Regions from separate parts of the Homo sapiens genome. Here regions 2 and 3 are each linked to region 1. Evidence: chromatin contacts called from ENCODE Hi-C or POLR2A ChIA-PET data. All regions are on one chromosome and are shown on one strand. The core of a region is the stretch at or near the end of the contact, and the rest is flanking DNA. Distances in the headings are between cores, read along the strand shown.

The links. Hi-C counts contacts between places; a loop is a spot of excess contacts on that map. ChIA-PET counts read pairs that join two places held with the same protein, here RNA polymerase II (POLR2A). Pooled maps may share reads with other maps.
Region 2: a loop to region 1 is called in a map of left cardiac atrium, with 2.3 times the contacts of the local background. The contact joins two enhancer-like sites. A Hi-C loop is called at or near these places in 1 of 168 maps with a recorded cell type or tissue (left cardiac atrium), 4 of 37 single-sample maps with no recorded cell type and 4 of 50 pooled maps. POLR2A ChIA-PET finds 5 or more read pairs at or near these places in 6 of 52 experiments (AG04449, BJ, GM12878 and 3 more).
Region 3: a loop to region 1 is called in a pooled map, with 2.1 times the contacts of the local background. The contact joins two enhancer-like sites. A Hi-C loop is called at or near these places in 1 of 168 maps with a recorded cell type or tissue (CD8-positive, alpha-beta T cell) and 1 of 50 pooled maps. POLR2A ChIA-PET finds 5 or more read pairs at or near these places in 3 of 52 experiments (A673, AG04449 and WTC11).

Annotation. Positions count from the first base shown.
Region 1 is chr5:72,279,815-72,284,759 of GRCh38, reverse strand. The region is part of intron 4 of MRPS27 (mitochondrial ribosomal protein S27); the gene reads left to right. It overlaps LOC107986422 (a long non-coding RNA gene), which reads left to right. Exons shown (of 2, transcript XR_001742742.2): 2 at 1,102-3,910. Among named protein-coding and RNA genes, the nearest start is that of MRPS27, 38 kb to the left of the region's middle. Within about 2 kb of position 2,484, at least 7 of the 41 ENCODE cell types and tissues checked have a DNase peak (open chromatin) inside an H3K27ac peak, as active enhancers do.
Region 2 is chr5:72,207,130-72,212,074 of GRCh38, reverse strand. It overlaps MAP1B (microtubule associated protein 1B), which reads right to left. Exons shown (of 7, transcript NM_005909.5): 7 at 2,510-4,945. Among named protein-coding and RNA genes, the nearest start is that of MIR4803, 40 kb to the right of the region's middle. Within about 2 kb of position 2,399, at least 2 of the 41 ENCODE cell types and tissues checked have a DNase peak (open chromatin) inside an H3K27ac peak, as active enhancers do.
Region 3 is chr5:72,345,221-72,350,165 of GRCh38, reverse strand. The region is part of intron 8 of PTCD2 (pentatricopeptide repeat domain 2); the gene reads right to left. Among named protein-coding and RNA genes, the nearest start is that of PTCD2, 27 kb to the right of the region's middle. Within about 2 kb of position 2,230, at least 4 of the 41 ENCODE cell types and tissues checked have a DNase peak (open chromatin) inside an H3K27ac peak, as active enhancers do.

The DNA of each region.
Region 1 (4,945 bases), core at 1,235-3,734:
TGTGATGTAGCCACTGTGGTTTATGTGTAATATGTATACATGTGCTTTGATGCTTATGTGTATATATGTATGTGTGTACATAAAATATCTCTGGAATGATACACACAAAAACTGGTAACATTGGTTTCTTTTAGGGAAGAAACCTGGATGACTTCTCATTGAATTGTCTCTTGTAACTTTTGAATTTTATATCATGGGTGTATATTACTTATTCAAAAAATACATATTTTTCATTTCTTCCCTTCCCTTCCCTCCCCCCTTCTCTTTTTCCATCTCTCTCTCTCACACACACACACAGAAGGAAATTAACCAAATTTTTTTTTTTTTTTTAATTTAAAGACAGGGTCTCACTCTGTTGCCCAGGCTGGCATGCAGTGGCAGGATCTTAGCTCACTGTACCCTCAACTTCCCAGGCTCAGGCAATTGTCCTACCTCAGCCTCCCAGGTAGCTAGGACTTTAGGCGTATGCCACCATGCCTGGCCTTTTTGGTGGTGTTTTTTTTTTTTTTTTTAGAGATGGGGTCTCACAATGTTGCCCAGGCTGGTCTTGAACTCCTGGACTCAAGCAATCCACCTGCCTCGGCCTCCCAAAGTGCTGGGATTATAGGCATGAGCCACCACACCTAGCCTGAAAAAATATTTTTTAAAAGATCCTCAAGATAGTCATCTGCAGATTCTTAAGAAGTATATATCATAATAAAAGTATTTCAGAAAGATTTATAACAGGGTAAATTTTTTATTAAAATTGGTAAATGTTATAAGGAAATTGTCTATGCATATAGAGAAAAAAGACCTGTCCTGTGGTAGTAGACAGTGGAAATAAAGAGAGAAATGTACATAGGAGGGAAAAAATTGGATCAGCAGGATTAATGGCAGGTTGAATGTAGAGACAGAAAACAAGGAGAGTCAAAAATGAACTGAAAATTGAACCTCAGTGGGAAAGTGGCTTGTACATGATAGAAGTATTGAATTGGAAGCAGATTTAGAAGGCAGCAAGAGGGTGAGTTTTTCTTTTGCCTTTTTTTTTTGTACGTACACATTTCTTTCTAAGCTTGCTGGATCATATCTTGCCTACTTGACCATACTTGGACTGTTTGACAGGAACTGGCCACAGACCTTTGGAGAAAGAACAATTGCCAAAACATACCCATTGGGTCTTCCTGGTGTATTGGCACTAGTTGGAAAATTTTAGACCAGATGACCTCTGAAGTCCTGCCAACTTCCGGAATCTGAAATTGCAACCTGGATAGACTAAGTGAGTCCCTTGGAGCCATGTGACAAGTCCAAGCTCCAGCTGTGGATGAGGCCTGACTTCAAGTTCAGAAGCTCATCAGCTAGCCCAGTGTATCTCTTTGTGTCAGTTTTTTTTCCTAAGCAGTTTCAGTAATATACCAAAAGATACAGACTCAATGAACATTTTGAAACCTCCTAACAGTGTGACATAGAATTAATTAAACCTAGAAAAAAATTAACATAAAAAGAAATTCAACAATGAAAATGTATTATCTTGTGGGGGAGGTACTAAAAAGACCCTGAAGGAGTCAGGATGGGAAGAAAGAGGTGACTGGGGTCTTAGGACCAGTTTAGTCCCCACTTTGATCTGTAGCTTTGAACTAGTTAGTGAACTCTCTGGACATCAGCTTTCTAGATGAGCAGATCATCTTGGATGCCTCCCAAGGCACTTCCCATAGCTAAAACATAATGTTTCTTAATGTCACTGATAAGATTTTATCACCAGATGCCTCAGACTTTGAAAGCATGTAGCTCTGGCTTTTTGTTTAGTTTCTCACGCAGAATTTTATTCACTTTAAAATTGAAGTTCCAGCCGCCTTAACTATGAATATCAAGAGAAAAACTAATAGATGTAAAAGTAAACAACAGAAAGGGTAGAAGATCTCTTATTCTCTTCTGGATTTAGGTGACAGACTTCATTTACTATCTTGTTTGTGAATATATTTAGTAAATTTTGTGGTATGAGAAGTTGGGTATCCACTCTTATTTATCCTCTAGGTAACTAATTTTTATACATATGTACTTGCCTTTTTCCTGCAAGGCCCACAAACCACATGTTTTTGATGCCTTGTATATACATGAGATTTAAAAGGAGAAGGCTAAAGTAAATCTGTTCTAATAGCTACAGAACCATTTGTAAATTAAACCTTAAACTCCTAAAATTTCACATAAGAATATGTATCCAAGTTCTTTTTTTTCTACAGTATAAACCCCTTTTATTGAAAAATATTTCTCCTGCCTATTTTTATAATTGTAAAGTCAAATTAAGGTACCAGGAATTATAGCTACAGGGCAATGAGAAAGGCATAACTAAAATATAGTTTTATATTTATTATATAAACCCTACTTCAGTAGGGTTTTAAGTGTAACGCAGTTTGATTTGAAAATAATTAAGAGATCGTTTCAGAAACTGGTATAATATTTAAGGGAGAGCTGAGTAGATAAACAGAAGCTTCAAGGAGAGATTTATGGGAACAGAAGTTTCAGTTGATTGCATCATGGTTTTTGAGGCCAAAGGCAAATAAATTCCTGAGTATTTCCAGATGCTGTGTGTCTAGGCAAGAGGACATCTGAGGAGCTAGAAGTATTTGATGTGAATTCTGTTTAGTGGTCTAGGCTGCTTTCATTTTCATGATAGATTTCCAGGTATGTTTGTTTTGAACAGGCAGATTTTACATTTTGAGGTCTATTCTGTTTTTTTAATAGCAATGCTGATTTTAAGACAAATAGTATCACCATTTTATACCTAGTAATAGGCAAAGCTGGGACTTAAAACTAGGTCTTCCAACACCAGATCATTACAGCACATGAACAGTGTATTCATTATGCACTGGCTGTTACATAGTTCAGTGATGGACACTACCAAGAGGTGAAACTCAATCATTAGTCTTCATTGGTAAAAATCTTGGCAGAGTTTTGATAAGTCAAACACTGAAATTATGTGTTCAAGTGAGAACTTTGTGCATCTCATACGTATAGATTAGTATAGTCCTCCATTTGCTGAATAATAGCAGGTAATAACAGACTTACACACTTACACAGTGCTTTCAGACTCCAGTTGGAATGGACTACTGTTCTCTGAATGTGCCTTCTACTTTCATATCTTGCCTATGCTCTTCCCTCCCCACTGTCTCTTTCTAACAGAATACAGCCTGTGTTTTAAGGCCTGTCCCAAATTCTGCTACACTCATAAACTTACCCTGATTTTCACGGTTGAATGTGATCTCTCTGACCCATCTATAAAATTTTGTTTTACCTATTCAGGGGTGCTTACTTATTTTGTTTTGTCTTCTGTCAAAAATATTTCTTTCTTTCTCTTTACCTGAGACACAGTATAGTATAGTAGACAAGAGTATGGACTTGAGCCAGAGTGCCTGGATTTGAATGTCGAATGTGCCATCCATTTCCTCCCTCATAAAATGAGTGTTAAAATAGTGCCTGTGCTTTAGGGTATTTATGAGACTCCAAGAAATTGATAACGTTATAATGCCCTTAGAACAGTCTTGGGACAAAGAAGGTCAGTGCTCAATAAAATTTAGCTTTAATGTTGACTATACTAGATTGTAACATCGGGAGAAGCAAGGAGTATTTATTTCCCATACTTCTCTCTTATGGGAAAATGTATTTGATTTCTGGTTTAGGTTTCCCTAACCATCCGCACCACCCCTGCCCCAAGGGCATCAAGGTGTAAGGGCCATCAAGGCTCAGGAATGTGGAGAAGTAGATGCTTAGGAACACTAGTAGTTCAACACACATTTAGAAAGGATATCACATTTTGGGGGAAGCTTCCTGACCCTAAAAGACAGCAAATCAAATCTGTCATACGTGTACCCGTATTGCTAAGCTTACAGCCACAAACCAGAAGGGGGCAACAGATCTGCTTACTATCTGTGAAGAAGGGAGAAGAAGCCTCAAGAAAATGATTCCCAGTTAGGAAAAAACTGCACCATAACTGATCTCTGATAAGATGTTATTGAATCAATAATCAAAATACAGATTAGACACAAAAAGAGAGGTCTGTTCTGTGGGCTGGGAGCATGTAAGCAATTGAAATAGAAATTGTGGAACTGCTTCCAGAGATTTTAGTTTTGATATCTGGCATGCACAAGAGCAGCTCAGAATGGCTAAAGTTGTTTAATGTTGTCAGCATTCCCCACTTTTATTTTATTGGTTTTTTTAGAAGCTGTGCAAGAGTTTCTATTTGTAGAGCTGATTCTTATATAGAAAACTGGGCTGCTGTGCAGCCTTGCAGGTTAGAATGAAATATACATTTTTTTCATATTTTTAAAATCATTTCTTGTTTATGGAAAAAGTAATTACATATTCTTTTTTTAAAAAAAATACTTATAAAGGAAAAATCACTTGTTTTTAGTGTGTTTCTTGCCAGTCTTTTAAGTATATCTTTCCATTTTATTTGTTTTAAACTATTAAACAGTAAGTGTCACATTTCATCTATAAATTCAGTGCAATTCCAACCAAAATCTCAGCAGAAATTTTTGGGGAACCTGAGAAGATGACCCTGAAATTCAAGTGAAAGAATAAAACCAAGAATAGCTAAGACAGTTTTAAGAAGACTAACATAAAATGATTGGTCCACAAGATAGACAACAAGACTTATTAGAAAGCTACAAAAAATACAAATGAAGATAATGGCTTAGATGTAGACAAATAGACTAGTGGAGCAGAATAGAGAGAACCCAGAAATGTATCTACATATCTGGAAACCTGAGATATTTTTTACATCAAAGGGCGAAGAATGGATTAGTTAATAAATGCTACTTAGACAATCGATAATCTAACAATTATATGGGAAAATTCTTCATTCTTACTTCAAAATATATGAACATACTCACACACATTTTTTTTAGGTAGATTAAAAACCGAAATGGAAAAAGCAAAACTTTTAGAAGGAAATATAGGAGAATATTAATAG
Region 2 (4,945 bases), core at 1,150-3,649, 73 kb after region 1:
GACTTGGACAAGGGTAGTAACCGTGAATGTGAGGAGAAGGTATCAGACTGATATATTTTGAAGGTCAAGCCAGCAGTACTTGCCGGCCAGTTGATTTGCTGATGGGCCAAAATTTTTGGCCTGAACAACAAGAATATGTATTTGCCATTTACTGAGGTAGAAAAGCCTAGGAGAGAAGCAGTTTGCAAATGGAGATCAGGGGTTTGTTTGGGGACATGTTACATTTGGTTTAGGGTATTTTAAAGACTCCTATTGGATATCCACATGGAGATTTTAATGGGCACTGGATATATGAATTTGGAGGTAAGGGATGATGTACAGGCTGCAGATATAACTATAAAAATCATCAGTTTACACATGGCATTTAAATTCCTGAGACTGCATTAAAGCAGCATGCATTTCTGGTTTTAGTGGGGACAATCTGAGCCATGAAATAGAGCTGTGTCTGTTGGTGTACGGCGAGATCTCCCTGTGAATCAAGCAGACCTCAGAAGCCCTGCTCCACCATCTGTGAAAACATTGCCAGTAACCCCTGGAGAAGTATCCAGAAGAACTGCTCATATTAAACGAACTAGGTGTGACCAAAACTGCATATATGGCTCCGGTGAATTTCCAAGGCATACAATACAAGATCAAAGAGGAAATAGTTCTGGAATTATGCAAGGGACCAAGAATTCATGAGTCAGGAGTGTGTTAAAAAAAGCATTGTAGGGATATAGAAAATCATCCAGAATGAGCGGTACAATTAAGAAGAGAGAGAAAATATGATCACAGGACCTCAACAGACCTTTGTTGATTTTCTCAGAAGATAGGAAAAAAGAAACTGAAGGAAAGCTGCCGCCAACTTTTCCCCCTCCATTGTGCCTAGATGGGGGGAGAAGGGGATGTAAACAGCAGGGCAGGGTTCAGGTAGGGTGACTAGCCCTCACTGGTTCCCAGGGACTGAGGGGTTTTCTGGGACACAGGACTTTCAGTGCTGAAATCAGGGCAGTCCTGAGCAAACCAAGATAGTTGGCCACCCTGGCTTCAGGCCAGAAGGAAGGCTTCCTGGAACTGAACAATTTGGCAGTGGAATAGAAAACAACTTATTTACTATTTAATTTGAGTCTGATAGATGAAATTAAAATCTGTAAGTGATGATTTCCCACCCTGAGTGCTCACATGCTTAACCCTTTAATTTCTGGAGGGATTTCAGAATCCCTCTTAGCAAGCAGTGATTTCTGATAGGACCATTCAATGTAGCCCCATGGTTTGGAGGGGAAATGTTAAGATCAAAAGGAGTGGATATGACACACAGAGGGATATCATAATAACTCAGGACAGGCTGCTGGGGTCTTTTGAGGCTAAAGGACCATCTCTGCAGACAGGCAGGGCCCAGTCTTGGAGGTCTCTATTAAGAACCTTATGGGCATGTTTTTTGTGGCCACATGGTGGGAAACTGAAGTGCCAGGGCCTCCCCCATTTACATGCTGCCATTGTGAGCAGTCTGTGCTCCTTAACATATGCTGATCCTGCTCTCTGCTGAGACCCTGTGTGAGCTCTTGTCTCTGCCTGGAATTTACTTTTGGTCCAACCAATGCACACACACACACACACACACACACACACACACACACACACACACTCCAGAGCTCAGCCGAGACATCATTTGCGGTGCTTTTCCTATGGTCACCTAAGCTCGCTCTTGAATTTTAGGAGCCCCCATCACGATGTGGTATCATTGCCTCTGCTGGTCTGTCTTCCCCCAATCAGTTAGGGCAGCAGTTAGGTTATATCTTGTAATATAACCTACTGCCAGGTACAGGGTAAATGTGTAATAATCATTTGAATGACAGGGAGGAAATCCTCCTCTTGTTAGGTATTCTTTGCTACATATATAATCACTTTTTCCCAACAACTGCTAGTTCCTGGGTGTGAGTCAAATCCACAACATATTATGTTAGATAGAGGATATTCTGTAACAGTGAGCAAGGAACTAAGAAAAAGATAGGTACTGAGCACAATTGCTGAATATGACAGGTTCTGGTCTGGTCTATCTTTTCTTTCTTTTTTTTTTTTTTTTTTTTTAGAGACAGAGTCTCTCTCTGTTGCCCAGGTTGGAGTGCAGTGGCACAATCATGGTTCACTACAGCCTTGAACTTCCGGGCTCAAATGATTCTCCCACCTTGGCCTCCCAAAGTACTGGGATCACAGGCATGTAGCACTGCACCCAGCTATCCTTTTTTTTTTCTTTTTTTTAAGCAATAATTTTAATTGTTCCTTCCCTTCACCTCCCAGTTTCTGTCCTTACACGCTCACATCCTCTAGAGCTTGGCTATAAAAGTTAACGAGGTAGCAGTTGCAAGCATTAGCAAGATGCTTTCGGCAGTTTGCCAAAAGCCAGGGAGCCCATCTTGAAAAGAACGTAGTCACCCCCTGCCGTCATGCCCTGACTGCCCAGCATTCTGCGTGAGTGGCAAAGCCCAACTCAGGAACACAAAGCAAAAGACAGCACAGCACACACATGAACTTTTGCCACTTTTGTATTTTATTGTGGAACTGAGTTTTTTTTTTTCCTTTACATCAAATATCCTCAATGGAAGAGGGGATATTGCACACAAATATCATAAAAGCACTACATATTACTTTCACTGGAAACTAATTTTCTACATTAGATATGACTGGATAGGATAGAAGTGATGCAGGATTATAAGACATAATACCATACACAGCTGCAGACTGACACAAACACCATTCAGAACAAGAGAGAGGAGTGTGAAGTGCTTCTCAGCTGGGCTCAAGACCACTTCTTTCCAGTGCTGGAAAGAGGGGCTGCATGCAGTGTAGGAAAAGCGTGTCTCTGAACTGCCACAGGGTGTTCTCGAAAGGGCAGCCCGGTCTTGATGCCACTTCTCCATGGCTCCTGTTTTGGGGAGCTCCAAACAAGTGCAGAGAAGCTGCCTATTTTTTCCCTTCCTTTTCAGTTTTTGATGCTGCCTTTAAAAATCAACTTCATGAAGTCACAGATTTTTTAACAGTAAATAGTTTTAATACCAGGTGAATAACCTAATTGCTTTCAAAGAAATGCTCATCCCTAGGCTGCTTTTGGTGTATTGTTCAGTTGGTTAAAAGATAAAAGCTTACAGTTCCTTTCAAATGGAAACAGGATCTTTTCTTCTAAATCTGAAGCACAAAAAAAAAAAGTTATTATCCTAACTCACAATATCATTACTGAGCAGGAACCTCCTGTGACAGGTGACTAAAGAGAGGCAAGAAAAGCAAATTCAGAATTGTAGAGCAGCTCCTAAGAGCTGAAATTTGGTAACAGAGGGAAAATGAAAGGTGGTAAGATTTCCATTAGCAAATGATTAAATCTTAATTAAATGAGTATTGGAAAGCTCCTAGACTGCATAAGCTATTGGAGACACTTAAAACATTCATATACACTGGGGAAACCATTCACTATGATATGTAACGTTAAGAAAAAAAATTTTTTTGAACTCCATGGAAAATGGTGTTTAAAGAGGGGAGGAGGGGAAGTTAGTCATTGTATCCAGTCCCACCACAAGACTGAGAAAGCATGCACAGGGCTCAGGGTTTTGAGAAAGGGGACAGAATTGGTTAAAATTGAAAATGGAGGATCATCGCTAACATTTAGTCTCTGTAGAATTTTGTTTAAGAATACTACCAAAAAGGTCATGATCATGAGTGCTATCTCGATAGAATCCCATCATTTAAACAGAGTGTAAATTCCTTCCACTCAAATATTCAATCTATACAATTGGATTAAGTAATCAGTATGAACAAAGCTCCTAGAAGTCTGTGTCGATCTTTAGCTCTCACCATGAATGTACATGGTACATTGTGATGGCTGTTACTAAACTAATCGTGTATTTATGGAACTAGCAAAATTAGGTTAGTCACACAGGCAGGAAAGGTGTCTGGAAGGACAGGAGCAACCTGTAATGCGAATATTGGTTTTCTTGGTATACTCAGGCTCTGTGGTCATATTGAGAACAACGGATGGAGAAAGGTACTGATAGATTTCATAGGAAAAAGAGCCAGCTGACTAGTGACAGTTTTTACATATTTTTCCCATTAAATCCCATAGCAAAAAAAAAAAAAAAAAAAAAGAGAGAGAGAGAGAGAAAGTGAGGAGGGTGGAGTGGTTATAACTGAAGACTGGCTATAATTCTCCTACAATGTTTATAGTTTTTAAAGCAAAATAATGTTCAGGTTAAATACATTTAATTGTGAAATTGGAAAATAACTTGCATCTTCTGTCAAAGAAAAATCAACCAGAGGTCTGGATTTGGCAAGAAGGCTAAAAATCTGGTTTTCTTCCCACGCATTATGTAGACCAATTCAACTTAAGAGCTAACCATTAAATAATTATCTTGAGTATCTTAGGTTGTGTTATAAAATAAATTTGAAGTAGATGAGTTTATACTCAATGAAATTCATTGGCGTCACAATGACTTTTCCATCATGTGTTAATTTCTTGTACCCTTAATATGTTATTTTCCAAGGACTTGAAAGAAATGGGGTAATAAATAAAAGCTGCATTTCTAGAGAAGCCTAACAAAAATAGAATATTAATTTTCTTTAAAAAATTAAACATTTGAAAAATGTAATTCACAGCATTAAGTAGACTGCATAGGTCCTCAGTGAAAGGACCCTGAAGAAGCATTTTTTTAAACCCTCATCATAGTTAGCAGTGCAAAACATAGACTTATCAGACAAAAATCAACTAAAATGTTAATTTTGAAATAAATAACTAACATAGAAAATAAAATGAGGTCATTGTTCTCTACTCCGTAGATCTTAGAGTCTGCAGGAAATGTAATGTGACAGAGCACAGCACAGTTGTCACGGAGAAGTTTGCCTCATCTGAACACTGGGTGCATTGATCTGCAACTTGAAACTTGATGTCAGTGTTAATCATGATCTGGCTTCCCAGGTTCAC
Region 3 (4,945 bases), core at 981-3,480, 66 kb before region 1:
CCATCCCAGTTTGGTTGATGGTGGTGTCCTCTCAAAGGCAAAGACAAGTCTACCTTGTTCAATGCAGTGCTATGTAGTACAAGGCAACTGGCCAGCCCTCGATAACAATAAACAAGAAGAGGAGCTTGGTTCCCCCAGCAATTTACAAAAATAAACCATCTAGAGCCCTCTGCTAGAAATGATGTGCTCCCTGGGAGATTTCAATATTTATTCCTAAGTTTTCCCAACTTCTCTTCCTCCCTCCAGCAACTATTTCTGAATCAGCAGGGATTTCAAAAATAAGGCTCATTACCTTAAAATACACTGATGAAGGGCAATGCACATAAGGCAGTCACCGATAAAAGGCAAAGAGAAAGTTTAAAGCTAGGGGCTTATCTCAAACCAGTCTCAGGGTTCAGCTAAAGAAAATGAAAGTAGGGTACAGCACATTGCCTTAATCTTACAGATTTCCAACAAAAGACTAGGGAAACTCAGTTGGTAAGGAACAGGGGAAATTTTGGTAAGAAAAACTATTTAAAGAACACATGCTTCCTGCCTCTTTGATTTTCTGAGGCATCAGGAAATACGTTACTAGATACCTTTGAACAAAAAAGGGAACAGAAGCCCTGAGGATGCAGAAATTTACATTTCTTGTTTCTTTTATTTTTGTTTTAGGTTTGCTATATTTGAAGTAGGATATCATAGTGTGGTAGAGGCTGCCAGTTTTCTAACCAATATCCATTCTCTCCTCCTTTTTCGATAACAGAACTCCCTAACCTTAATAGACACTTTCATGTATGTACGAAACTCAAAGACCATTTCTCAGTATTCTTTGCAATTAGGTATGGTCATGGGATTAAGTTCTGGCCAATAACACCATCAGTACAAGTTGTTAGATGAGACATTTGAGAAAGCGTCTTTAAAAGGGATGAACTTCTTTGTCCACTCCCATTTTTCCTACTTCTTGCTGGACCAGGGATATAATGAATGGAAGTCACGTGTTAAAGATGGTAGAGTAGAAACATAGAAAGAGGCTGGGTTCCTGATGACATCATGGAATGCCACACAAGGCGTGGACTGACCAGACTCGTTTTCTACATGGAAGAAAAATAAATGCTCTAATTTGTACAGGTTTTATTTTTATTTTTGGAGTCTACATTGCTCCCAAACAAATGCAATTCTTAACTCACACATATGAGTAAGATGCTGCCACGAAGGAATTTGTGAGAAATGAGTCCTGTCTCCTTTCCTCCCTGTGCATCCTAGACTTCCCAGCATATGCTAGAACTTTAGGGTGACCTAAGTGGGTAGGAGAAAGGGGCATTAACACATTCACCTGTATTAACAAATGAATGATAAAAGCAGCAAAACCACTTGTCAATTCCCTTGCAAGGTAAATTCAATTCCAAAATGGATCTCCAATTGGAGACATGCCAGTTTTATACATAAATGATTAGAATTCAAATACGATCAGTGGAAAGTTACCCTGCACTGGTCTCTGCTATTTTCAGACATATTTGGAAGTGGAAATTAATTCTTTGATGTGAAGCAGCATTGCTAAAGAGGGTCTATGTTTGAGATTGAGAAGTTTAAATTCAGACTGAAAAGGCAGAGTCAACATACATGTGTTTTGATGAGATCTGTTAAATCATTGCAGTATGTATCACGTATTAGCTGGGAAAATAGGAAACTGGGCCCTCTGGGTCACACTGGCAACAGGAGCAATTTAATAAAACAATCAAGTCAGGGAGAAAATTTGTTAAGTTCAAATTTCAGTTGACAGTAGCAAAAGATTTTAGCATAAAGCATTAATTTTTAAAGTATATCAGAAAAAAGTTTCATTGATTTCTGTGAATACTGACTAAACAGACACTACTCAGCCTATCTGTCAGTTTCCATCTCTCAATAATTAATAAGCTGCCTTTAAGGATTTCAAGTAGATGAGTCAGCCTTGGAGAAGCTAAGGTCCATGCAGTCATTTTTTAAAATGTGCTCTACTAACAGAGACCTAGAATCTAAAAGATTACTAAACTTGAGAATGGCAACCATATCTTTTTCATCATCCCCGAGGAAGATGACATAGGCTTATATTGCAACATGAGAAATTTGGGTTGAACATTTGAAAGAATTTCCTGAGAATTTTTAAACACTGAAACTATCTTTAAGTTTCCCGACAGTGGGTAATTCTGTGACGCAGTTCAGAGAGGATGATTCATACTCAGTATCACTTCAAAGTTACTTATGGAGTCCTTGCCTGAAACACGCCCATTCCACTGCATCCATAGGCTGACTTTCCTTTCTAGCCCTCAGAGGAAAGGAGCTGTTCCTGCTGCCTGGTGGGCAAGCACACACTTTTTTCATCATGCCCTGCATTGCTCCTCTTATTGGGAATGGACAGCCTCATGCTCAGCAGGCTCATGTTTAGCTCCACCAAAGCACCTTCTCATTTGGGGGAAAAAAAAAAAATCAAATCATTACTAGATTATTTTTGTTGTTGTTGGAGGCAGAGTCTCGCTCTGTTGCCCAGGCTGGAGTGCAATGGTGTGATCTCCACTCACAGCAGCCTCCGCCTCCCAGGTTCAAGCAATCCTCCTGCCTTAGCCTCCCAAGTAAGCCAGGATTACAGGCACACACCACCACGTTCAGCTAATTTTTGTATTTTCAGTAGAGATGGGGTTTCACCATGTTGTCCAGGCTGGTCTTGAACTCCTGACTTCAAATAATCCACCCACCTCAGCCTTCCAAAGTGCTGAGATTACAGGCATGAGCCACCGCACCCAGCCCATTACCAGATTCTTGTAACTGTGAGAGATAGGCCACGATGGAAGGAGATGAGAAATCTAAATCCAGAGGTGGCTTACATGCACTAGTGGGATCATGGTTTTTGACATCCAGTCTTGTGTTCTTTTTATTATTCAAGAGGAGCCACTAATCCCAGTCCTGGATAAAAGAGACGCACCTTTTTCATCTCTGTAGGTCTGGAGTGGCGGGGAAACCCTAGGCTTCGCAGTCAGACAGAGTTGTTGGTGTTAAAACCCTGACTCTGCTATTTATTTAGTTGGGAGAACTAAGGTAATTTACTTACCCTTGAATCTTCATTTTCCACATCTATAATGTGGAGAAAAATTGTTTTGATAGAGTTGTATAACAAATCTAAAGTACCAAGCATGACACCTTAGATAAATTAAAACCTGCTTACCTCACTGTTTGATTTCTTATCACCAATTCTTACTGAAACCCTCAACCTTGCTTCAATTCTAGGAAAAGTGATCAATGATCCAAGTAAAACACTTCTCCCCCTTTTCTCCTTTCTTTCCTTCCTGATGTTATCAGAGACTTGGATAGCTTTAGCTTTAGTGGAAGAGTATCTTGCTAATCCCAGCAGTTCTATTCTGTCCCATCATGATAGATGGGACATCTGAAGGCCATTCTCTCTCTCAGAAGCAATTATATACTGGAATACCAGAGCTGTCCATATCCAGTAGGAAGCAGATAAGTCAGAGACATAGTATGCCTGCTGGAAGACCAGGCTTCCCAGTCTGTTTAGCTTACTGGTATCACTTGCTCAAATGACCTGACCTTCTGGACTCTGGACCTTTGCCAACCTTGGCCTCCCAGACCTGCTTTAGCGTGTGAGCTTTTCAGGCTGACCCACCTGCTCAGACCTGTAGTTTCTGCTTCAGCCCCCAAGATGAACAGGAGCTACCTGCAGCAGGCTAAGACAGGGAGGGCTCTCAGCCGCTTGGATTTCTACACAGCTGCAAGTCCTTCCCTCTCTTTTCTGGTGCTTCCTCTGCCTCACCATTAATGCCTTATAAACTCATTTCTGAGCCCTCATACTTCCCTGCTTTCTTATGGCATTCATCAGTTCATATCAAATCCATTACCAGGTGTATATAGTTGAGTTCATGCCCTCCAAGTTTATGCCCTTTGAAACTAAAATGTCTCTGTCGATATTTTTCTAGTATTTTGTTTCTTCCATTACAAACCCATTTCATTTTTTCAAGTTCTCTGTTATCACTCTCTCCATCTTTCTGGTTCCTTGGGCTCACCTTTCTCTCATGTAAAAGCATTTTGAAAAGTAAAGTTGAGGTCCAATATGAGGAATTCTTATTGCACACTTCTTGCCTGACCTTGTTCTCCAAAATTTACCATAAATACTCATCTAGTCATTCTCTGAAAAGTCACCTGGGCACTGGTGTGGGATGACATTTGAGGATAACTACTATGGGCAGAACTGAAAAGCATTATTATCTTTAAGTATGACTCTTTCAGAAGTTTGGAGTTATGCATAATTCCTATTCACTAGGTTCTAGGATTCAGTACAAATGAATATTCCTTTTAATTTAACTCATGTCAAAAAAATACTATTAGTATTAGCAAATATTCATTGAACAGACTACCTGCCAGGCACTATGCTAACTATTTTATATGCATAATTTATTTTAATCCCCACAACAAAAAGATAGCAACTATTTGTTGCAGGAAGTCAGGAACCCCAAATGGAGGGACTGGCTGAAGCCATGGCAGAAGAAAATAAATTGTGAAGATTTCATGGACATTTATTAGTTCCCCAAATTAATACGTTTATAATTTCTTATGCCTGTCTTTACTGTCTTTACTCTGAACATAAATTGTTAAGATTTCATGGACACTTATCACTTCCCCAATCAATACCCTTGTGATTTCCTATGCCTGTCTTTAATCTCTTAATCCCGTCATCTTCTTAAACTGAGGAGGATGTATGTCGCCTCAGGACCCTGTGATGATTGCATTAACTGCACAAATTGTTTGTAGAGCATGTGTGTTTGAACAATATGAAATGTGGGCACCTTGAAAAAAGAACAGGATAACAGCAATGTTTAGGGAACAAGAGAGATAACCTTGAACTCTTACTGCTGGTGAGCTGGGCGGAACACAGCCATATTTCTCTTCTTTCAAAAGGAAATTGGAGAAATATCACTGA